Linked DNA regions of Mus musculus: regions 1 and 2 are each linked to region 3. A link is a loop called in an ENCODE intact Hi-C map of the cell type or tissue named here. Cell type or tissue: heart. All regions are shown on one strand.

What was found. Peaks named below come from ENCODE experiments on the same cell type or tissue, not always from the same donor. Only the 100,000 strongest peaks of a DNase experiment are listed, where the experiment ranks them.
Region 1: a loop joins it to region 3, with 2.6 times the contacts of the local background. A loop is called at or near these places in 7 of 42 quality-filtered maps.
Region 2: it touches region 3 in a loop (2.5-fold over the local background); 5 of 42 quality-filtered maps call a loop at or near these places.

Annotation. Positions count from the first base shown.
Region 1 is chr10:116,325,702-116,333,701 of GRCm38, reverse strand. Ptprb (protein tyrosine phosphatase, receptor type, B) reads right to left here. Exons shown (of 32, transcript NM_029928.2): 8 at 5,486-5,752; 9 at 2,230-2,493. Among named protein-coding and RNA genes, the nearest start is that of Gm26495, 11 kb to the left of the region's middle. In heart, a CTCF peak has its summit at 3,081 (motif pointing left); no DNase peak of the experiment used is centred here; H3K4me3 peaks cover 921 bases; H3K27ac peaks cover 579 bases.
Region 2 is chr10:116,770,722-116,778,721 of GRCm38, reverse strand. It overlaps Myrfl (myelin regulatory factor-like), which reads left to right. Exons shown (of 25, transcript NM_001033333.3): 23 at 1,267-1,378; 24 at 1,699-1,773; 25 at 1,908-2,177. The coding sequence ends at 1,994. Among named protein-coding and RNA genes, the nearest start is that of 4930579P08Rik, 45 kb to the right of the region's middle. In heart, no CTCF peak of the experiment used is centred here; DNase peaks (open chromatin) are centred at 4,191 and 7,051; H3K27ac peaks cover 1,089 bases; H3K27me3 peaks cover 533 bases.
Region 3 is chr10:116,577,445-116,585,444 of GRCm38, reverse strand. Cnot2 (CCR4-NOT transcription complex, subunit 2) reads left to right here and starts at 3,934. Exons shown (of 16, transcript NM_001037846.3): 1 at 3,934-3,992. In heart, no CTCF peak of the experiment used is centred here; DNase peaks (open chromatin) are centred at 2,384, 3,664 and 3,934; H3K4me3 peaks cover 3,474 bases; H3K27ac peaks cover 2,103 bases.

The DNA.
Region 1 (8,000 bases), 250 kb after region 3:
GTGAAGACACTCAGCCCAAATGAGCAGGACAGCAGCTCAGACACGAGTCCTCAGTAAGAGTCATTGGCCTCTGCCAGTCGAGGACCAAATCCGAGTTCACACTGGTGAAAGAGTCACGATGCTGCTCTGAGCAGAAAATAGCTTTTCTCGCATTTGGGAAGACCTTAGCAAAAGGCCTTACAATATTAGAGTCACATGGACAGGGAATGCTAACTGGCAGTGGGTTGGAAGTCGTGGGTTAGTAGTCAGGAGACATACATAGCCTTAATTTCTAATCAGTTTTAGGCCCAGGGTTGATCGATATGGTGGTCTGACATACGATTGCTCTGGAAGTGAAAAGTGGCTTTTCTGATCTAAGTCATGATTGCAATTATCAGCATAATTAAACTTCAGGTTATCTGCTGTGTAGAGATAATCTCTGTTCTCAATTAGCACTTCTAAATAAGGTGTGACATAATGCCTGGACTCTGGCACAGTTTAGACTTGTGACTTCGGAAAAGCCACACTTTGCTTCTGGGATTTTCATCATCTCCAAAATCAGAAGATAGAGGGACCATTGGAAGGACCATTTCAATGCAAGCATTCTGTAGCGATGTAAACAGGGGTTTCTTAATTGGGGAGAGAAGACACAAGGTATGGGCCTGAGACCTGGTAGAAATATCGTTTCTCATTAAGACTCAGGGGCTACAGTGCCAGCTAAGCGGTTTAGAGGGCTTCCTGCTCTTACAGAGGACCCGAGTTTGGTTCCCAGCACCACACAGCATCTGTCTCGTCACAACCAGCAACTTCAGCTCCAGGGCTTGTGACACCCTCTTCTAGACGCCTTAAGCCCCTGCGCTCACATGCAAACATCCACCAGAAGACACACATAATTAACTAATACTAAAGATATACATAAAAAGAAACTGCCGACCCGTTTTTACTTGGCACAGCTTCAGGGGTTACTATATTTCTAGAGTCTACCTAGGGGCCACCAGGTGGAAAACCTTGCTTCTGATGATACGTCTACCAGGAACTACCAAGTTCCCGCTCAGCCCCAGCATCGGAGCTCACTAACAGGGTGACATCATTGTCCTGTATGAAAGAGAACAGTTTCATGTGCAAGAGTCACCCCAGAGTCTAGTGGAAAAGACTTGACAGAAAACGACGTCAGCCTCGAGCAGGAAGTTCAGACGTACACCTCAGAAAGCACCAGTGGATCTAAAGTCATGGTTCTCTATATTTAGTTCCTTCCAGGACATCAAAGACCTGACCATCCTCGGCTGAGAGTTTTGCTCCCTAGTCTGGAGACTACAAAGGGTCACATTTTTACCTTGTGTTCAAAGGACGCACAGTAGTCTTGACCATCACATATTTTGGGAAAGATTATAAAACCAAGAGACTTTTAGGCTCTGGAATGGAACAGAGCTAAGTTTAAGTCCAAGATCTAAAACTCGTGGCTGCTCATCAGTAACAAATCGTTGGACACATGATTTAGCTGTCTTAAAACTTGGTTTCCAGGCCCGGCAGTGGTGGCCCACACCTTTAATCCCAGCACTTGGGAGGCAGAGGCAGGCGGATTTCTGAGTTCGAGGCCAGCCTGGTCTACAGAGTGAGTTCCAGGACAGCCAGGGATACACAGAGAAACCCTGTTTCAAATAAATAAAAACAAAACACCAAACCAAACCAAAACTTGGTTTCCTAATCTGTAAAATGGGAATAATAACGCCCATCTCAGAAAGGAACGTGTAAGGATTAATTAGTTAATGCATGTGAACCCACATTCCAGTAGCCAAAAAGCACTCTTAAAACAGAAATATTTGTTATTCTATATTTAAATATAATATGAATTCCAACTATGAAAGGTAGGGAAGGGGCTGGTGAGATGGCTCAGTGGGTAAGAGCACCCGACTGCTCTTCCGAAGGTCCGGAGTTCAAATCCCAGCAACCACATGGTGGCTCACAACCATCCATAACCCCCTCTTCTGGAGTGTCTGAAGACAGCTACAGTGTACTTACATATAACCAATAAATAAATCTTAAAAAAAAAAAAAAAAAAAAAAAAAAAAAAGAAAGGTAGGGAAGTCTTCCTGCAAACGTAATCAGGTACCGAGTCTCTTCAGTCAGAATAGGAAGATTCTTGGGCAGTTTTGTGATGTTAACGGCCTTTTTATTCAGGATCACTGCAAGTTGTTGACGCCCCGGAGCCTCACAGTCTCCGTGGTGGCCCTGTACCCTCATAATCCTTACCTGTCCGTTCCTCGGTGAAGGAGTGGCTTGCATAATTGCCGCTCTTGGTGGTTACAGTGACGTTGTAGAGGCGGCCCGGGGTGAGGGAGCTGAAGGAACACTCGCTGACAGATTTGGCGATGATGAGGAACTGATCCACCTTGCCCTCGTGGGAGAGGCTCACCACGTAGTGATCCACTTCTCCAGGCGCCGGCAGCCAGGAAACGCTGAGGTAGTCATTCCGGCCAGAATTGTTGACTGTCACCCCACTCACGCTGGACGGGACTGTGAGTTCAAACCAGGGGGAAAGTCGTCAAAGAAAACAAAGCAAGAAGTTTGAGTTAACCATTGCATTCAATAAAACCTGGGCGCTGGGAGGGCTGACTTGATTGGACTGGAAGTTAAGGAGATACCAGGATCCCAAGTGGCTTTAGGAAGATAAACTCTCTTCCATCCGAGGGCTGATGAAAGAAAAACACAAGGAGGGCTTTTAGGTGCCTCAGGATCCACGCACGCACGCTGCCACTGTGACTTTATGGGATTTCTAGGTGAGGGGAGACATTTTCAGGGGTATTTTTTGTGAATGAGCCAAGAGGGTCTCAATAGGAGAGGGAACACGTTTTAGCAGTTCAAATGAATCGGTTTGAACCAAACTCACCCCAAACAAACAAACGACAACAACACCCAAACAAATAAAAAACAAAGATACTTGAGGGCAAAAGAGAAAAAATTCCATGGATTTTTCTGAAGAATTTAGACTGTGTTGCCTTTGACTTTCATGTGTTTTTTATTTCTGGCGAATTTAATAGAAAGCACAGCGGGAGGCCCTGCTGTCCCTTTGGAAAGCGTTTTCTGCCCTCTAGTGGCCACAAGCTTAAAAGTGCATGCTGGAAGCCTGCCCCTCTGGTCACAGCTTTCTCTGCTGTGACTGACTGGGCAACCATCTCTTTGGTGTTAATATTACCATTTGTTTATATCAGTTAGAGATCAATGCTACAAATGTCCACCAAGAAGCTTGTGTTTTTTCATAAGTATAAAAATGGAACAGATAAACCTTAAGGTTTTTCCTGGCTACAAGGTAGAAATGAGGAATTAGTAACTGGGGAGTGTTGAATAAAATGTTCATTATGCATCGGAGGTAAGCGCTAGGACACAGAACTGCCTTTGGTGATGGTAGACCGAACTCTCAGAGTGTGCACAGACTGCACGCTTGTTTTCATCAGGGGCGGTTTAACGTTCAGCTGGTTATTTTCATATAGTTAACAGGACCACTACATTGCATGCAAAAGATAGGATTTGACCTCAGTGAAGCCTCCAAGTCCTTATGGTCTAATACTTCCTGATTTTTATGAATTAAGCTCCAAGTCTGTCACACACACAATTGATGAGCCGTGCACAGGCTGTTTAGAAAACATAGAATTACCAAGAAGAGTTTTGCCAAAAGCATAACTCACTTGATTAGGACAAAATAGACTTAAGAGTTACTTGGTATTTCTCTAGAATGAACGTTTTTCTCAGATCGGGACTAGATGGATAGAATAGATGATGCTTTAAATTTTAGCTCCTCCCATTTGATCTAGGCTGCAAATGTTCTTGCATGCTTGTTTCAACTCTGTGGAAGCCTATCTGAGAAAGTAGAAGACTGTTCAAAACCACTTGAATATTGAGCAATATATCGAGTATTTGAAGGAATTACTAATGATTATCACTGAATCATTTTACAGTGTGCTCTGTAAAAACTGTACTAATGCAGGGAGCTCCTTGAATCTGTAGTCACTGTGTGTGCACAGTAGTGTGGCTAGGGGGCTTCTGTGTGTGTCATTGTCTGTACACAGTAGTGTCTCATGTTTCCTCTCTCTATGTCCAGGCCTAATGATCTGGGCCATGTCTGAGCTGTACCCCTATTCTCTGGAGAAGTGGAGAGAGCTACGAGAACCCAGAGGAAGGAAACTCTTGGGTCCCAGGAGCCTGGGTCCCTAGTTTCTCTACTTGGAGAAGAACCCATATAAAGAGTTGACCAATCAGGAGCTGAGACAGGATGGCATTCAGTCTAACCAGACCAATGCAGGATGCAACTCACTGGAAGATGTATGCCAAGTTCTTCTTAACTGTACCACACTAAAGTGCGGTGCCAGTAACTAGCACAAGAGAAGAAAGAGTGTGTCAGGAAAGACACCGGTGACAGTGTCTATTGTCATGGAATGAGAGCACTGGCACGCATCAGTGAGCTTCTACTGAGACCAAGAGCCCTGGCTTCAGTTTCTCAGCCACTCCCTGAGAGCTAAAGAAAGCCGTGCTTTCTGGGTTAATGAAGTCGGTGAGATGGATGATTTTGGAAAGAGATTTTTGTATGACACTACAGCTGGTAATTAATATCTGAGTGTTAGGTTTATGGACTGAGAACCCCTGAAACCCAGCTTGTAATGATTACATAACATTAAGAGGTCAAGTTTATTGACCTGATTCTGAGTTTAGCCATAGTTATCAAAGCTTTGGTTAGGCTTTTGTATTTTTTTTCCCTAAGAAACTCGGAACATAAATTTCACATATTGTGTGAAATAATAAGTTATGTACTTTCAATGGATTAGGTAGAAAAATTCCCCTTCCTCTTCTGGTGCCGAGCCTCTCTGACAAAGATAGCCACAATGATACTTATTTGTCGTCTTAGGTTACATCCTATTTTGTAAGAAGCAGTGTTTAGTTGACATACAACACTGAGCGAACATTCGATGATGTTGCTTACAACACACAGATATGTGACTTTTACAGGGGCACATTTTATATTTCAGTGGTCCCAGCTGTTGGAAAGGCTGAGGCAGGAGGCTGGTAGGAGCCAAAGAGTTCAGAGCCAACTTGGGCAACACAGCAAGACTCTACAAATGCCACCTGAGAATTACATCAACCCAATTTTGACCTTGTCAAGTGGATATCATCTTGCTTCTCTGTCTTGAAAATAAGACTATGTGTGTGGAAGATAGTTGATTATTTCTTTACCTTAATTGAAAAATAAAACACAAATTTAAAGGAAAACAGCTCCCAACTAGAAAAGGCTCAGACACCAAGTGGTTATCATGACTTGAGATGTGTTTACTGGAGATATAAGAAAGGTTCAGTATTCTCTCCTGTTCTCACCCATCAGCCAGTTTCAATTCCAGGTACTCCTGGCACGGAAAACTGGCTTTTTAGGAAGGAAACAGAGAGGCCTGACTTTAGGACGTTTAAAAATTCCACATACGGAGGTCTCTGTAAGTTACAAAGGCCTATCTGCATTTCTTACCTGTTCTTCCTTCCGCCACCACCTGCCGGGAGGAGATCCCTCCACTCACCGTGGTCACCACCACGGAGTAGAGGCTGCCGGGTTTCAGGGCGCGGAAGCTGTATCTGCTGGTATCACTGGAAACACTCTCGTTCTTGACAACCACATTTTCATGGATCAGTAAAACTTGGTAGAACTCTACATCTCCCAGTGCCTTTGTCCAGTTAGTGAACAGACTACTGGTCATCCCTTGGTTGTTGACGTGCAGGTCAGTCACCTGGGCAGGCACTAAAGTACAGTAGAGAGAGGATGGAACACATTGTGCTTAGTCAGCCAAGGCACGGTAAGAATAAGGGGTCAAAAACGGAGACTGATTAAATAACAACAACCACAACAGGTTTTCTTTGGTTTTGCAGTGAGGTTTTCACCCTGTTCCTTGTGGCACCTGTTCCTCTACAGGGTTCAACCACTTCAAACAGTGGCTCCTACATCAGCTTTCAAGTAATCACAGTCAGTTCAGGTCTGCAGTGAGATAATGCTTACTAACGAGCTTTGGCTTTGAATTTTGCATAATAAAGTCTGATCCTTTAGAGAACTTTTTTACTTGATATGATTTTATCCATACATATTCTACAAGAACACCAAATCAAACCATCTACTCGAGCCAATGACTGTTTCAGAGTGGCAACGGGATATTCTGTTAAACTGGTGGTTAGGCTATGGACTAGCAAGCTGGTCATTTCTTTATAAGTATATCCTCCAAAGGGCTATTGTCATTGTTTCTGACTATTCCATGATAATATGTGCTATGTAATATATAAAATTATAGTCTTGGTAATTATAATAAGTAGTGAATGCCTGCTATCTTTTAGTTAGAGCAGAAGACAATTTAGAGGTCAGATTATCTACTATTCAAAAGTGTCTACAAAGTTGATTTCATGTTTCCTTTACTAATGAGAAGGCCAAAGATCAGCATTCCAGCTCACACCAGAGCTTGACAAAATAATCAGCCAGGTATCCGAGTCAGAGCTCTCCCACCCCAAGCCTGTGACCTTCTAATTAATAGCTGTTGGCATCTCTATCCCACCCATTAGTGACCACAGATACTTGATCCTCTTTGTGCTCCTTCCTCAAGACACAATAATCAGAGCATCAGTGGACCTCCTTAAAGCTCATTAGCTTTTAGATTAAGATGTGAATATATTCACTAAAAATGATAGCATATGTAGTTCAGTAGAACTGTCTGATTAATATTTTATATGGGAAGCAAAGGAACTGCAACTATCCGTTAAAACAGTTAAGACAAAAATGAAACAAAAACATCGCCCCCTCACACTAATTACATAAACAAAGTTGAAGGGCAAATAGCCAATTTTACTAGAAAGTTACAGTAATCAGGACAGAATGAATAAAGAACAGGCAGACATGTTAAGTAGATGGGACAGAATTGGAAGTCCAGAAAAAGATGAATGAATGCATATGCATATAATCTATCTATCTATCTATCTATCTATCTATCTATCTATCTATCTATTTATCTGTCTATCCATTTATATATATGTGTGTATGTCTCTCTCTCTCATATATATATATATATGTGTATATATATATATGTGTGTGTGTGTGTGTGTGTGTGTGTGTGCGTGTGCATGTGTGATCATAGAAATGTTTTATTAGAATAGAAGAAACATATATAACATATATGCATTATATATAAACAAAGCTGTCTTTGAGTGATATATGTGTATATGAGAGACTATATATGTATACACATATATACACATGAATCCTAAAACTAAAAGTCTTCCAAGGAAGAGTCTCTGTGGCCCGTTGTTAAACAAAGAGGTTTCAAGCGTGATGCCAAGAGTCGCCTATGAGAGATCTTATCAGTCAAATGTCAAAATCAAGCGCCACTACTCACCAAAACGCATTCGACCCCATAGTTGAAAAAAGGAGCCACACATCAGAAAATTTTTTTCAAAGTGTATTTATAAATTGTGTATAAGAATCAAGAAGTCTCAAAACGTTTGTTTGTTGGGCTGGAGAGATGGCTCAGTGGGTTATGTGCAAAGCGTACGCATGCGCAGGCCTGTAACCTCAGTGCTGGGGGCTGAGGCGAGAGGATCCCGGGAGTTCTCCGGACAGCCTGAAGTCCAGCTGAAGCCATGACTTTCAGAGTCACTGAGACGTCCCGTCTTTAAAAATCAGATGTGGGCTGGTGAGGTGCCTCAGCAGGTCTGTGCATTTGCTGCCAGGCCAGGTGAACTGTGTTTCAGTCCTGAGACTCACGTGGTACAAGGAGAGCGCACTGCCTCCCAGGAATGGTCACCTGATCCCCTCACATGTGCTACGGTATGTGTGTGCCCACAAACTCACAAAGAAAATCAGACAGTTTTAAATTTTAAAAAGAGCAGAAAACTGATAGACAAAAGATGACATCCAAATATTAACATCTGGACTCCACCCAGTCACTCATGAGGGTGAGTGTGCCCGCTTCTAAGTGAGCTCACATGTGCATACAATACACACAAGAGTG
Region 2 (8,000 bases), 190 kb before region 3:
TTGTCTGTAAGCCCAGCGCTGAGGAGTCAGAGACAGGAGGACTCCTGAATGCACTGGCTAGCCAGTCTAGCCTTGGGTGAGCTCTGGGCCTCCCTGTCCCCAAAACTAAGGTTGAAAGCAATAGAGGAAGACACCCAACATTGACCCAGAGGTCACCTCCACATATGCACACCATGAACATGTAACACACATAAACGACACGTTTTGAATTTATAGCTAGTAAATGGCAGAAACAGGCTTCACGTGTGGCTCCCGGCCATTCTTTTGCCTATTTGTAAGAGGATGGGTGTGTAAAGACAGTGAGTGCCCCTTCCTGAGCCACAGGGCACTCAATGAATAATAAGCCTGCTTTATAACTGCAATCCCTCTAAAACTTGAAAACGTTATAATTGAATCATTCTGTAGCTCAGAATTCATTGTGTATGTGTGTGTGTTTGTGTGCATGTGCGCATGCGTGTGCACGTGGCGGTGTGGACCAAACCCAAGCATGTCAGGCAAGTGCTTTACCACTGAGTTTCCTGTCCGTGGCGTGGGTATTTTCAGACAGTGAGGCTCAGTCTGGCCTGGCAACCCTCCAGCAACTACCTCCTGAGTGCCAGGATTCTAGGTGTGTGCTGCCCTATCTGGCTTGTCACCTCATACTTTCAATAATCAACTTTCAGCCCACTTCACTCAAACTTGTGCAAGGAGCCTCTCCTGTGAAAGCTTTATTCCATTTCTCAATTCCAGTCTCACCCCTTGCTCCTGCGTCTTCTGTTTCCCTTCCTCTATCCTCTCTGCCTTCCCTGGCTGTGCTCCCATCTTTGACCATTTGCCACCTCTGTCTCTTCTGTCTCCTCTGGGCTTCATATCCCTTCCCTCTTAGTTTTACTCATCAATGGAGGAGTGCCACTCAGCCCAACTGCATGCTGTGGAGAGTCAGGCTGAGCAAGCCATGGAGAGCAAGCCAATAAGCAGCAGCACCCCCTCCCCCACCCCCCACCCCATGGCTCTGCATCAGCTCCTGTCTTCAGGTTCCTGCCCTGTTTCAGTTCCTGTCCTGACTTCTGTCAGCGATGAACAGCATAGTGGGAGCATAAGCCAAATGAACCCTTTCCTCCCCAAGTTGCTCTGGTCATGGTATCCATCAGAGCAATAGTCACCCTGAGTATGGCACAGCCTCAGGGAGGGTTAGCTCTGTGCCCACTAGTTAGTTCATCTTCTTATCAAAATGTAGTCTGCTAGAATCTACTAACTACTTTTGCTCTCTTTCTTCATCTCTTCAAGCACAACAGAGCCACTGATAGTCTTCCAGTGCAAATACACGCTAGGGAATATATGTTTCCGCAGTCAACGGGAAAGAACCCAGAGCGATGGAGAAGATGCTCAGATGACACAGGTAATGTTTCCTGGCTCCTTAACATCATGTCCTGGTTCCAGCAGAGGTTATTTAGGACTACAGCCTCTGCTCCCTATTGAGGGAAGGATGCCTGGAACCAAACACCAGTGCCCCTTCTTAGCTGAACTTGGCCACCTCGCTTGGCTCGGCATCTTCCTTGCATCCTTAAGAGACCACAGACTGTTCTAGCGACATAGATCAAAAACCGTTGTCCTAGAGCCTCTCCTACAGTTGTCAAGGGCGTGCCTCCCTAGCCTGCTCTCCTTCCAACTGAGCTGTAACATGTGAGCTGAGATGGGCGTGTCTCCTTCATCTCTTAGGGATACCAGCACATTTGGAGGCTTCCCGTGGCCCGGTTCTCCGACAGCGCATACCATTTCCGGGTAGCCGCACCAGTAAGCAAGCTCCCCCCACCACCCCACCACCCCCGCCATTTTTCTTTTCAGTAGGAAATTAAACTCTCAATAGATAAAAGAAACACTAACGATAGTTAACTTTCACACTGGTCTTTCTCTTTTCTCTTTTCCAGGATTTAGCCGACTGTTCGACGGATCCTTTTTTTGCTGGGATTTTCTTCACAGATTACTTCTTTTATTTCTATCGACGTTGTAACTAATTTGCTCAAGTTTGAGGAGGACATTACCACAGAAAAGCACTCAGGGACAAGCTTAACAGAAGCTGCTGTTTCTCTCACAACTTCTTTTACTTTTCTGTCAAGCACCCATATCATTTTCTGAAGGACCCTTTCAGGTTTGGCTTCCAAGGGCTTCCAATGAGGAGAATAAAGTGTTTGCCAGAGACTGAGAAAACACGGTATTCGATTTTTGTCACAACTATGAAGGAAACACTTCTCTGGTGGCTCTGAAAACACAGCTTCTCTTATGGAAGAAGCACAGAGGTCAGAATAAGCCTGTCTTGTCTTAGCATTTTGAGGCTTTTGAGAAGAAAAGGCCATATTGACTTGGACCCACTAAATACAGAGATTTTGTGACAGGGTTGGGGAGGTGTGGAGCTGTCGGAGAGGGTGGATATTGTGTGACGCTGAGCTTGAATTGAGGCAAACTACTGTGTGCATGCAAGTGTGGTATGTGTGTGTGTGTGTGTTTACACATATACATATATGTAAACATTAAAGTACAACTCTGGCTCAATAATGAAATCCTTTGCTACCTTTGATGTGTATGGAATTTTCTGTGCGAAGATGGCAAAAGTCCCTATTTCCAGAGCCTTGTTCTGCCTTGTGGCACAGTCCCTTGGATGTCAAGGCTGGTGCCTACCGCGGTCTCCTCTCCTTCTTTCTGCCCACTGTTCCCAGGACTCCACACAGCATGGCATAGCCCTTTGTCTTGGGAAGAGGGAATAAAAGGCCATCCTCTGGGGACAACCACGTCCTGACCAGATTCCACCATGATGCTAGCTTTTCGGAAGCTGAGTGCCAAGTCACACGTACTACAGCTCCATGTCACAGGACCGTGGAATGTCAGGCTTCCCTGGAAGCCACTTCCATCAGCGGATCAGTGAGAATGAGACTGTTTGATGTTTTTCGGTAATCGGGAGTAATAACACCTCTATCTGATACCACGAAACATGTGTCCTTGTTGAAACATGTTGATACTGTGACCTTGACAAGCTATTGAAGACTTGATCACTCAGTGGCATTTTGAGATAAACTTCGTAACACAAAAAAGGAGTGTGACGTAGTGATTGGTTAGGAGCTAAGATTCTGTGGCTGACTGACTCGCCCTGGAGTTCGAATTCTGGCTTTATCTGTGTCTTCTTAGACATGATCCTTAAGTTCCCTACGTCATATGAGGAGCGGGTGACTCGGGATATATGAAAGCCTCACCGGGCGTGGTGGTGCACGCCTTTAATCCCAGCACTCAGGAGGCAGAGGCAGGCAGATTTCTGAGTTCGAGGCCAGCCTGGTCTACAAAGTGAGTTCCAGGACAGCCAGGGCTGCACAGAGAAACCCTGTCTCGAAAAACCAAAAAAAAAAAAAAAAAAAAAAAAAGAAAGCCTCAGTTAGGATGAAGTAGGGACAGCAAAGATAGGTTCCTAAGCAAATATGGGCTGTTCTTGAAGTCCTTGAACACTGTGGACAGATTACAGTGGGATACCAAGGCACAGAGTAACTAAACACACAAATAATGAAACATTTTCATCAACCAAACCCCGAACCACACACAGGACACAGGCATGGGTATTATGTCCAGGTTAACTTTCCTTTTTGTATTTTGAAAATAGCATACCCCTTGTGCAACAGAGGAGAAGGTAGCTAATTCTTGGGAGCAAACATTTCATGGCCCCCCAGTTTCCTATATTCACATTCAGAGATGCTTCTCCTCAACTGTGGCATCGCTCGTCCACACACACGGCTTGGTGCCAGAGTCCCACCATCGTCTGAATAGACTCAGGTGGTGGCCTCGGGAGACAGGCTCACTGATTTTACTTTTCTCGTAAAGAAATGTTTGCTTCAGCATAAATCTCATGACTTATTCAGACCTCTGCATGGCAGACACCGTGGGCAGTTTCCACATCTACTGTGGCTCAGCAATGCTGACCCTACAGCAGTTTCTATAAAGAGAGCACTGTCTTACATTAACTTCCATTAGAAGCTTGAAGCATTGTTTTTGTTTGTTTGTTTGCTTTTTCCCACGGAAAATGTACAGGAGAGCGTTAAAAGGCTTGGGAACGGATTCAACACAGCCAACAGACTTTTGGTGACCTCTGGCACATTGACATCGGTTATTAGGAGAACAGATGCTGTTGGGAGGTTCTGTGTGTGAAGTGCCTTTCCAGCTGAGATTGCTCACTGGGGACCATGCTGCTTCCAGCCAGGCAGCTTTTCCTCATGCCGGGAGATGATCGTCTTTCCACCTGAGCATTCCCAGTCGCTAGCAATTAAAACACCCTTAACAGCTTTTCTCAATCTCATTACCTCGTGATTGTGAGGACAACAGATGAGTCCTGAAAAACATACACATTATAAATGTGTGTGCATGTGTGTGTGTGTGTACGTATAGTATGTCTCTCTAAAGCATTGTGGTGACTTAATGCAATGTGACATCTTGCTTGTATGGGCCCCAAGAAGAATGGAAAAGGGAGTCTGAATAAAGTGTAAATGAAATTCTAGGTTTTAGCTAGTAATCATGTGTCAAAATGACTCAAATGTGTAAAGGGCAGCATATGGCTAACTGGAGAGGGGCTGTGGAGAGGCTGAGGTAAGAGTGAGGACTGCACTCGTGTGAGGACCTACGCTCCAGTCCTCAGCATCCACATAGAAAGCCAGGCATGGGTGCTCGTGTGACTGTGCCCTTGGAGGATGGAGACAGGCAAATGCTTCAAGCTTGCTGGCCAGCCGGCCCTGCCAAAATGATGAGCTTCCAGTTCAGTGAGAAACCCCGTCTCAAGGGCAGACGGCAACAGAAGAGAAATGCTCACACACTGATGCCTTTCACTGGCTCATATGCAGGGAACACAAGCATGTGTCACACACACACGCACACACACATGCACACACACACATGCATACACACATGCATATGCACACACACACACACATGCATATACAAACACATGCACACACACGGGCGCACAAAACACACACACACACATGCACACACAAGAAACTGGGCAATGGGCTCATAGAAACTCTGAATCCTTTCTGATTTTTCTGCAGGCATAACACTGTTGTAAATAAGTTTATCTTTGAGGCATTCATAATAGCCGAGCAGGAGTATCGCACACTCCCTAAGCACCTCTGATCCCATAGTGGAAGTTTAACCTGGGAAAATACATTTAAGACAAGTTTTAAATTTCAAGGTACTAGTTCCCTGCTTTGCCTGTTGCTTAAGGTCAGATTCTGTGTATCAACTTAATTAATCCCCAAGAATAGAGTACTATAAAATAACCACACAACATAAGCAAGTACAATTCTAATAACTTCTGTGACTTATAATAAAGGTACTTGAGTGTTGGGGCTTGGGATTCAAATGGTAAATACTGGCCCCATTAAGGCTTTGAAAGCTATCTGGTTTTTTAAAATAACCACCTGTAACAGCTGGAATGGAGATAGCCAATGCTCCAACAACAAGAAAAGGGACAATGAAAAATTTAAAAGGGTACGTAGCTCTTATTAAATTTTCATTCTTCTTTTCCTACACAATTTCTAAAAAAGATTTATTTATTTATTTTATGTATATGAGTACACTGTAGCTGTATATATGATTGTGAGCCATCATGTCGTTTCTGGGAATTGAACACAGGACCTCTGCTCGCTCTGGCCCACTAGCTCGCACCAGCCCTGCTCCCTCTGGCCCCGCTTGCTCCGGCCCAATATTATTTATTTATTGTTATATGTGAGTACACTGTAGCTGTCTTCAGACACACCAGAAGAGGGCGTCAGATCTCATTACGGATGGCTGTGAGCCACCATGTGGTTGCTGAGAATTGAACTCAGGACCTCTGGAAGAGCAGTCAGTGCTCTTAACTGCTAAGCCTTCTCACCAGCCCTTACCTATACACTTTGTAAAATTATTTATTTCTCTTTTATTTTTCTGTGTGTGAGCAGGTATAATTGTGTGGATTTCTGTGCCCCGTGTGCGTGCAGAATTCTGCAGAGCCGATGAAGGTTTCACCGGTTTCCTGCAACCGGAGTTGTGAGCTGATGCATGAGTGCTGGGATTTGAACCCAGGTCCTTTGGAAGACAAGTCAGTACTCTTAACCACTGAGCCCTCCATCCAGTTCTCTCTTTAAAATAGAATCTCACTCTATAGTCTAGCCTAGCCTGAAATGTGGGTGATCCTTCTGCCTCGGGCACCCAAGTTCTGGTAATATAAGCTTGAGCCATGATGCCTTGCTCCCATAGAATTTTTGACTTTCATCTTTAGTGATAGAATCTCAAGGGTATAGCAAGTCGTGAGTCTAGTGAACTTCAAAAGATAAGCAAAATCAGCCATTCCGTTCGCACTTTCCAGACTTCGTGTGTGATCTCACAGCCCTGCGACTTGAAAAGAAAGAAGTCTTTCCTCTCCTCTCTCTCTGGGCACAAGAAATGAGTCGGCCTCTCCGGTGCTAAATATCATCCCTGTCAACTCTCTTATATCACGGACCCTGGAGATTCTCTTCTGTCTTCACAGCTCTTTAGAATTTACGAGAGACCACCAACTTAGATATTGACCCACCGAATAAACCACTAACACACTAATGGCTCAAGGAAAGGGTATTTCTTTGGGACCTGAAAACTGATCAGAGGCCATTAAGTTATGATATAGAGTGGGGGGAGGGTTGCAGAGGGACAGAGAAGAGATGAGTCTCCTGTCACCAGCCACTAAGTTCCTTCTATTTATATTGCATCCGAGCTTAACAGCTCACTCAGGAATGCTAACTATCAGACCCACTCAGAGGAACACTCTAGTGAAATCTTCACTTGGCAAAGCTAGATGTCTTCAGGGCACGCATCATTGATTTCTGCGCCTGATTCTAAAGAGTCAGTTGAGCTCTTAAGAAGCACCCAAGGATTTAGAGTCCGGTGCATTTTTGATGAGACGCTGTTTAAAGCCTGTAGAAACTCGGCTTCGGAGACTTCCAGCTTACCAACGTTGCTGCTTAAACGCGCCCATCCCTTCTTGGCTGGCTTCCATGAACGGAAGAGTCTCTGTCAGTTCTTATGACATACAATTGGAGGAAGATTTAGCTGCCAAGGATCACAGTCTCAAGCCTTCAACTTCTTTACGGCTCCACATAAATATAAAATGAGGTCATATTTTCGAAAGATTCGTGATAACGCGCCTTGGCCAGAGTTGACCTCTCTAGCCAGCTTTTAGTGACACCCAGATGACTCTCTGTTTAAATGCAAAATAACCGGGAAGCCAACTGAAGCTCAGAGTCAGGTGGCTTGGTGCTAGTCCTGGCTCAACAAATTATAACTAGTTCCATCCTGGATGAGTCACTTGCCTCCTGCGCACTCCGCTTCCTCGAGGCAGAATCGGTCAGATAATACTCTTCTCTGCCACTTAGGGTTGTTGTGAACCTGAGATAACATGGATATCTATGCAGAACTTCACTGTAAAGAGGAAGGATTGTGGGAGTTTGAGTCTCTGGCGTGATACTAGCTTGAAGAAGCAAGTCAGGCACAGGGTTCTCCCCTTTTAAATGTGATTCGGTTGGTTTTGTTAAGGGGAGGCTACTTGCATGTCCATGAGCTGTCTTTTACAGCTAGAGACCATGTTTCCTAGACCATAATAATGATCAACCAACATCTATTGAGAGATGTATACACTGAAACACTGTCCTTTTCCGCATGGGCCGTAAGGAAAGAAAGCGTACCCACACACACTGAAGTTCCTTCCCGTCCTTCCCTGAGATTGCTTTTAATTGTTAATATTTGGAATCAAAATATTGTTGTTATTACTGCTTATATTAAGAGGTTAATATTCTTTTTTTTTCTTTCTCACGGCATATTAAAAACAAAAAACCTCTTAAAAGCTTCCAATAGAAACTATGGAAAATCCAACGCCCTATTGTCTGTCACGAGATTCCAGAGCACTGACAGTTTATTATTCTCATCATTTATATTTATTCTGCTGCGTTTATTTCAGTACAGGGCAACTGCATCAGCAT
Region 3 (8,000 bases):
GTGATTTCTCTTGTTCCAGACATCTCATCGGCTTAGCGCTATGTTTTCCTAGCTTGATTTTCCACACTTTGCAATTACTCCTACAGAAGGTAATATTAGAGGATAAACAATGAAGGGAGCTATCTGAGGGAGGGTGGCCAAGGAAGGCCTGCCAGAGACAACGTAACCCAGGATGACCCTTCCTTCCCTCGAGTCTAGGTTACCCTCAAATGTGTGCGGATCTCTTTGAGTCAGCTTCCCAGGTGTTGGGATTAGAGGTGGCTCAATGTCTAACTCTAAATAGTGGTTTTGATTAAAAAACAAACCAACCAAACCAAAAAAACAACCAATTTCCCCTAAGATCAAAACCTGAAAGGAATGTAGTGCAGTTACCATGTTCTGACCCATGAAGCCCTGAAGGGTCTCAGTTACTACCAGTGTAAGGTTGTACCAATTCCTATGTGTACATGTTACACTGGCAGGCCGAGCACAACAGGGAGGAGCGAAGGGATGAGAGGCACCTGCTTTTATTCTAAGGGTTGTTCTGGGAGAATACTGCATGATAAGGACTAGAGAGAGGGAGAGATTGTAATCAACTGGTCATCAGTGCTATCACGTGGCTCTGACGTAGGCTAGGAAGTCTTTACTCCAGGTAGCCATGTGCCCACATTTACTACTCAGAAAGAGAAGGATTTGGGGAAACAACTAGCAGTCTGTGCAAGAAGGCTGGAACCAGAGCATAGGAGAAGGCAGAGCTTGAGCGGCCATTTGGGTTTACTCTATATGTACATATGGGAGCTAGAGTAGGGTTTTAAAACACCAAGGAACATAACTGAATAAAAACATTAAAGTGATGCTTCTGGCTGGTACACAGGAACAGTTGACAGGAGTGGGCTGCTGAGAAGGGGCGGGGTTCAGAACATTTGTAGAGTTCTCAGTAAATGCTGCTAAGATGGATGCAGACAGAAGTCACAGTGGCTTCCTAACTCCAGGCTAAATCTGTAAACAGGGTCACTGCTGATGGGATTCGGGCGAGGGAGAAGTCAGCCATGCTTTTCCAGGCAGTCTGAGGTCCTTGTCCTTTCCGTTCCTTGTCACGGCAAACATGCTACCTAGTAATTTTGTTTTTTTTTTTTGTTTTGTTTTGTTTTTCGGAGACAGGGTTTCTCTGTGTAGCCCTGGCTGTCCTGGAACTCACTCTGTAGACCAGGCTGGCCTTGAACTAAGAAATCCGCCTGCCTCTGCCTCCCAAGTGCTGGAATTAAAGGTGTGCGCCACCACCGCCCGGCAGCAACCTAGTATTATATCCACATTTTTTGGTTTGTTTTTTAAGGGAGGCCTTTCCTTCTGCAAATATATACAAACTCATTTTTTCCTTAATAAAGCCTTTCCCCCTCAATCCAATCGAGTTTTCTATGAGGTGCACAAAACAACATCTCTCAAAACCACATAAATATACTCATCAGTATGAACTATTTTCAAGCAAAAGTAACAAAATTATTAGACCTGTTCACTATCAAAAATATTTTTAAGACAAATTGGATAACTATGATCATTATTAACAACTGTTATGAAGCTGTTTTATTGGAGACAGATCTTATAGAATATGTTGTTCAGGTTAGCCTCAAATTTTGATTGACTCTCATGCCTAAGTCTCCACAGTAATAGGTTACAACAAATGTCACTATGTCTGGCTTTGAAGATGAAGTCATTTTGTTTTTACAAGGTATTAATATATATGTATGTGTGTGTGTATATATATATATATATATATATATGTATATATATATATATATATATACATATATATATATATTCCTGTGTCATCTGCAACTAGCTATGCAGACCAGGCTGATCTGGAACTCAGAGATTGGCCTGTCTCTGCTTTCCATGTGCTAGATATAAAGATCTGTGAAATTATGCCCTGAAAAGAAGTTTTCGGTGCGACAGGATGATTTAAGATTTTTATTGAGTGCATACATCTTTTATTGAGTGCATACATCGTCACGTTGAGCCATCAATACAGCCTTTAGCAAATGCTAGGACGTTCATGGAGTTTTTCCTAGCATCCCTGTTCCACACATTAATTAAGAAAATGGTCTTATCTCACCTGGTAAAGTCCAAGCATAGCAATACTCTCAGACCTTCCCCAGTGACAGCAATGTTTAAATTTTGACAAAAATGTGTTTTTAAGTTAATATACGTAAGAAGAGTAATGAATTAGAATATTTAATGTTACTTAATGTGATAATGCTACTACATACACATTAAGGGCTCCCAATAACGAGCAGCCAGATTAAGGTGCTCTGCATTGCATGCATTCACGCACATGAGCTGCACACGCCTAGAGTAGCCAGTCTTTGAACACACTACCTTATGGCAGTAGATGCTAACTTGAGAGGAAGAGAAAGCAGACGAGACAGGAAGGCACGGTTGGGGGAGGGGCCATGTAGGACTGTGTTGTTCCTTCTTGAATTTCCCTAAAGTGAAAAACCAACAAAACACAAAACGGTGAAAAGGAGTATTTAATGAAATGAACAACCTAGCAAAATAAACCTTTTTTTTCTACTGGCTACACCAGTTCCTGTCCGCATTTAAACAAATTTGCATATCTGCTGATACTGCATATCTGCTATGTCAAATTACTTTCAAAACCATGACAAAGGTACTTTTAATTTCACCGTAGGCTATTGTATCCTATTTCTTGCCTTTAGCTTTCTATGATAAAAATATATATCGCTTCCGTTTATCACAGAATCTATATCTAACTATATAGACTGGCGGGCTGGAAGGAGGTAATTTATTAAACTACAGCAGAAACTTTATTTACTTCAAATGAGTAGTAATCCGCATTAGTAAGCTCTACCACTCAAACATGAACAGCGATACGTTATGAAACTCGCAACTTCAAAGCACAAAGAGGCTTTTTAGCAAGTTAAGTAACCGTAAAACACGAAGTTTGTGGATGTTCAAAGGTGTAAACTAAGAGTATTACAGCAATAAAAAGTAATTTCACTTTCAGGGACAGTCCGGCTTTGGAGAGCAAAACACTTTAGTTCCCAACCACAGCCACCGTATTTTCAAAAGGTCTAGTGGATGAGCCAGCTGGTCACTAAGGTTTACCAAGGGCGCGCCGGGCGGGAACTAAATAAAGTGCCACAAACACCGTTCGGTTAGATTAAGTACTCCCGGCAGTGCTTTAAAAACACGCTTCCCCCTTACTTCCTCTCACCAGGTTTAGACCGGGGGGGGGGGGGGCAGGTAAAAAAAAGGGGAGCATGAAAAGGAAGAGGGGGCGGCGATCAAACGCCTAGGTTCCAGCGGAGGGGAACTCACTGCTCGGGAGGTGCGGGCGGCGTGCGGCGGGTGTCTGGGGGAGCGCACCCAGGTAGCGCAGGCAGCGGGGCGGTGGGAGGACCGAAGCACCGCAGGCACCGCACCGCACCGCGCCGCGCAGCAGGCTGGGGACAGCCCGGGGACAGCCCGCAGGAGGTGCTCGGGGGCGGGGTGTCCGAGGAAAACACAAACACAAACACGCTGCGCGTCCCCCGGTGGGCGGACCCACGCCACCCTCGGCTTCTCCCCGCCCCCGAGGCCGCGCTCGCCCGCTCGCTCGGACCCCAGGCCGCAGCTCCAGGCGTGGCCGCAGCAGCTCCCGGCGTGGCGGCGGTCTGGCTTCGGGAGCCCGGAGAGGCCGCCCAGGCCCCACTCTCCTCGGTCACCGCCACAAGACAGCGCCGCACCTTCCGCGGGAGGCGGCGGAAGCCCGGGAAGGCTCCAGGCGAGCGTTGTGCTTCTCACGGTCGACTGGCGTACGGGCGGCGTTCCGTCCATTCGGCGAGCCTCGCTCGCTCGCCGGCTTCTGCTGCTGCAGCCGCCGTCGCCGCCGCCTTCGAGCGGAGTCGGAGCGACGGGGGTCACGGCGGGGGTCAGAGGGTAAAGGTCTTGCTCCCAGCAGCCTCCGCGGTGGATACGTCGCCATCTTGGATCCGCGGGACAAGAAAATTCATGCGGTGAGTTTTTGGCCAATTTTCGGAAGTCTGGCGGCGGGGCACGCGGCGGGGGAGGCGGATTGGGGGCCCCCTCAAGGCGGGGGAATGCCTCGGGGCTGGTCCGGTCGCGCCCGGGGTCCGCGGGTAGCGTCCCGGCCCGCCGCTTCCCGTTGCTTTTGTCTCGGCTCCAATCGAGAGAGGGAAGAGCGGAGCGGGCGGGCGGGCGGGCGGGGAGGGGGTGGCGGCGCTGGAGGAGGGAGGGGGTGTGTGGCGGGGTGGACGGGACGTAAAGCGTCGCCGTGCTCGGGCCGCCACCGCCGCCACCACCGCAGCTACCGCAGCCGCAGCCGCTCCGGAGCTTAGGCCCGGGCCCCCGCTGCCCGCCGCGGGGCTTCCCCGGCTCCCGCCGGCGCGGAGCAGCCGCTGCCGCCGTGCTGCTTCCTGGGCTAGGAGAGAAGGCAGCGGCGGCGGTGGCGGCGGCAGCAGCATCCAGGAGCCCCGGCCACTGGACACGGCTCCTGCCTGCCACGTTCCCAGCAGCTGCTGGTCCTTGAAGCTTTACGTTTCTGGCCATACACGCGCATCCTCCGCCACTTGTGTGGTTTTCTTTTCTTTCTTTCTTTTTTTTTTTTTATTTGTTTGTTTGTGTAAGATGGGGACATCGCACTGGCTAACGGGCCTCGGGAGCCTCCAGGCCCTGAGCTATACCGAAGGGGCCTTTCTTGCAAGGTGGAAAGGCGAGAGAGAAACTCAGATGCTGCTTCTGCCCCCGTGCCTGGAGTGGGAAGCCTCTCTAGTGGTGTAGCCTCTTGAGTTCCGATGGTCCTGGGGCGGCGGAGGAGGAACCCGAGCCACTCTTGTGAAGTTGCAAGCCCTGGTTTCTACTTCCGCCGGGCCCCCTCTACCTTTTGCCGTTTTGTTTTAGGTCTTCACTTCAAAGTTTCATAGAAGAAATAAGTTGGGTTAAAAGAAACCCGGTAGTTCTTAATTGAGGTACTGTTTGCTTAGGAGAAAAGCTTATAATTCTTGTTATCTGTAGGCCCTTCGGGAAATCTAATTGTAATTTTATTTTTGTAAAATTATTTCTAAGGTTTTGTTATTTGCATTTACGTTAGATCCAATCAGTACGCTTTTACCTCCAAAAGAAAATAAAAATAAATAAATCTTACACATAGGTACTTTCTTGGAAATCCTAGGGGGACATCTCCACTTTTCAACATCTGGGAAGACAAGTGTTAAGAGTGTTTTGCTTCATTTTCATTAAATCCTTAGTCAAAGATTTCTCTTTAATCATCTGGACAGTTCCTAATAAAATACAGCAATATGATCCTTAGATTATTGGCAAATGGTAGAACGTTAACCAGATCTGTTCACAAGGGACACACTTAATGTTCAAAACTGAATACATTTTCTATTACTCTCTATAGTGAGAAGTTTTAGGGAGATGGAATCGTGTTCCTATAGATTTCCCTTTCCAAATAAGTGGGTGGTAACTTTCACAACAGTTTTATGTTTGGGAATGCTTTGTATATTCAACAACAGTTCCTTCTCAGAAGTCACCTTTGTAGTTTTGTAAGGTAATTTTATTCCAAGTTGGAAGTGTTTAAAAATCCAGTACACTGAAATGGTTGTCTACATTCAAATATTTGTCTGTGTTCAGGTTTTGTGTCTTTAATATGTTTTCTAAATGGTCCCTTGTGCTCTGCCTATCCAGTCTGTTGTCATCTTAAAGCTAAAGGAAAAGTTCAAAATGCACAGACAACTTCTTCCACTTTTCACTTTTGCTGACTTTGCAAGATCCTTAATTTTAAAGTGAAACCTTTTCATTTTTAAAAAAGTGCCTGTTTTTGTTTTTAACTCTAGACCAGAAATAAAGACTGTATTTGACTTTTATTTTTTTATTTTTTGCATTCCTATTAATGCTTTATTGACACACATAAGGTAGTGCATGTGTTGGCAGAGCACTTTGGTTCTCAGATGCAGTCTAGAGATACCTGTAACCTTACCAGATGCTCCAGGCTGAGAGTGGCCTGCACATTAACGTATCAGTAAATACAGCCTTTCTAAAGTGCTTACAAATAAATGGTGTATGGTGGAAAATGAAGCAGATTGATGTCTGTGAGTGGTTTATAGCCTAGCCATCTGAGAACTATTTGATTTGAAAATGAAATCAAACTCCAAATAATAGGCTCCCTAAAATAATAATTACCTTTAATTTCCCTATATAAAGGTAGGTGCTTTTTGGTTTTTCAGAGATGCCTTAGGTTTATTTAAAACTTCAAAAATAAATATTTTATACTGCTGGCAAGTTAGAAATACTAGTAATCGTGTTCTGCTTGTTTCTTTTCTCCTCTTTCTTTCTTTCTTTCTCTCTCTCTCTCTCTCTCTCTCTCTCTCTCTCTCTCTCTCTCTCTTTCTTTCTTTCTTTCTTTCTTTCTTTCGTTTTGTTTTTTCCAGACAGGGTTTCTCTGTTTAGCCCTGGCTGTCTTGGAACTCACTCTGTAGACCAGGCTGGCCTGGAACTCAGAAATCCGCCTGCCTCTGCCTCCCAAGTGCTGGGATTAAAAGTGTGACGCCCGGCAGTCTGCTTGTTTTTAAGTAGGTGCTAATATTAGCAAAACTTAAACTTTAATGGATCATTATAGAATTTTTTTACACGACATGGGATAGTATAGGTTTTTTTTTTTTAATGGCCAAATTTGCTTGATTAGAAAATTTGATTTTTGTATCTAACTAGAGTATGAGTAGATAGTAGTAAACCAGTAAAAATAAGTATACAATTTTGTTTTGTTTTGTTTTGTTTTGAAGTGATATTAAGTTGTAGTATCTTTTGATTAAAATTTTAACTGTCAAATGAATGACATAGCTGACTGGATAAAGGCATTTGACACCAAGCCTAATGATAGAAGTTTGATCTGAGAGACCCATATGGTGGAACAAGAGAATCAACTTCCCTAAATTGTTTTCTGTTATCCACACAAATAGCCACATATAATAAAACATTAAAAAATGTACTATAGGGTTAGTTTTGGTGTCACACATTTAAAAGCAGGCTGTAGATCCTGTATGTTTGTTTGAGCAGACATTGGAGGAAGGCTTATGTGAATGGTGATAGTTTTAGGAGGAGATTTTCTTACCCAGACTGTAGTGGTATTTTTAAGAATTATGTGTAAATTATGTATAGGTGTGTGCTCGCATGTGGATAATGTGTATGTGAGTGCAAGTGTCTTCTGAGGGTCCAGAGGCTCTGAAGCTGGAGTTAGAGTTATGAGTTGCCTGACATGGAGGCTAGTGGAGGCTAGGAGCTGAACCCAGGTCCCCTGGAAGAGCAGTAAGTGCTCTTACCTGCTGAGCCATCTCTCCAGTCCCTCTAGTGGATTTTGTAACACAAAACACAATAAGTCAAGGTACCAGAGGTTGGGTGGTTTTCGAGGCAGAATTCATCAGAGTTGGACTGTAATTTCAGTGGATTTGCATATAGTGATGGGTCAGAAGATTTACTGATATGGTAGAAGTGGCTCTTGTTTAGGTTCCGGTGACTGTCTGGACCAAAAATGATTTCTGTTTTGATATTTGAAGGAATTTAATTTCATTCTAACATTTTCAATATGGGGAAAAGCTGTGCTCGAGTTGGTATCTATTGTAGAAATTTACATTTAAGGAACTATAAGGAAAATTTGGGTTTAAGGTTCTAAAATTATTTTAATACCTTATCTTGCATCAGTTTATTGAGCTCTTTAGTATTGCTATTTTTTCTTATGTCTGTAGTTATTCTGTGTGGTGTCCTTCAATTTCTATTTAAAATTTTTCAACTATTAGGACAAATCATGCCAATAACAGTTTACTCATCAATATTATCAAGGATGTTCTAGAAATAGAATTTATTTATTTATTTTATGGATGTGACTACAGTGTAGCCGTACAGATGGTTGTGAACTTTCATGTGGTGGTTGGGGATTGAATTTTTAGGGCCTCTGCTTGCTCTGGTCTGCCCCCACTTGCTCAGTCCCTGCTTGCTCTGGCCCAAAG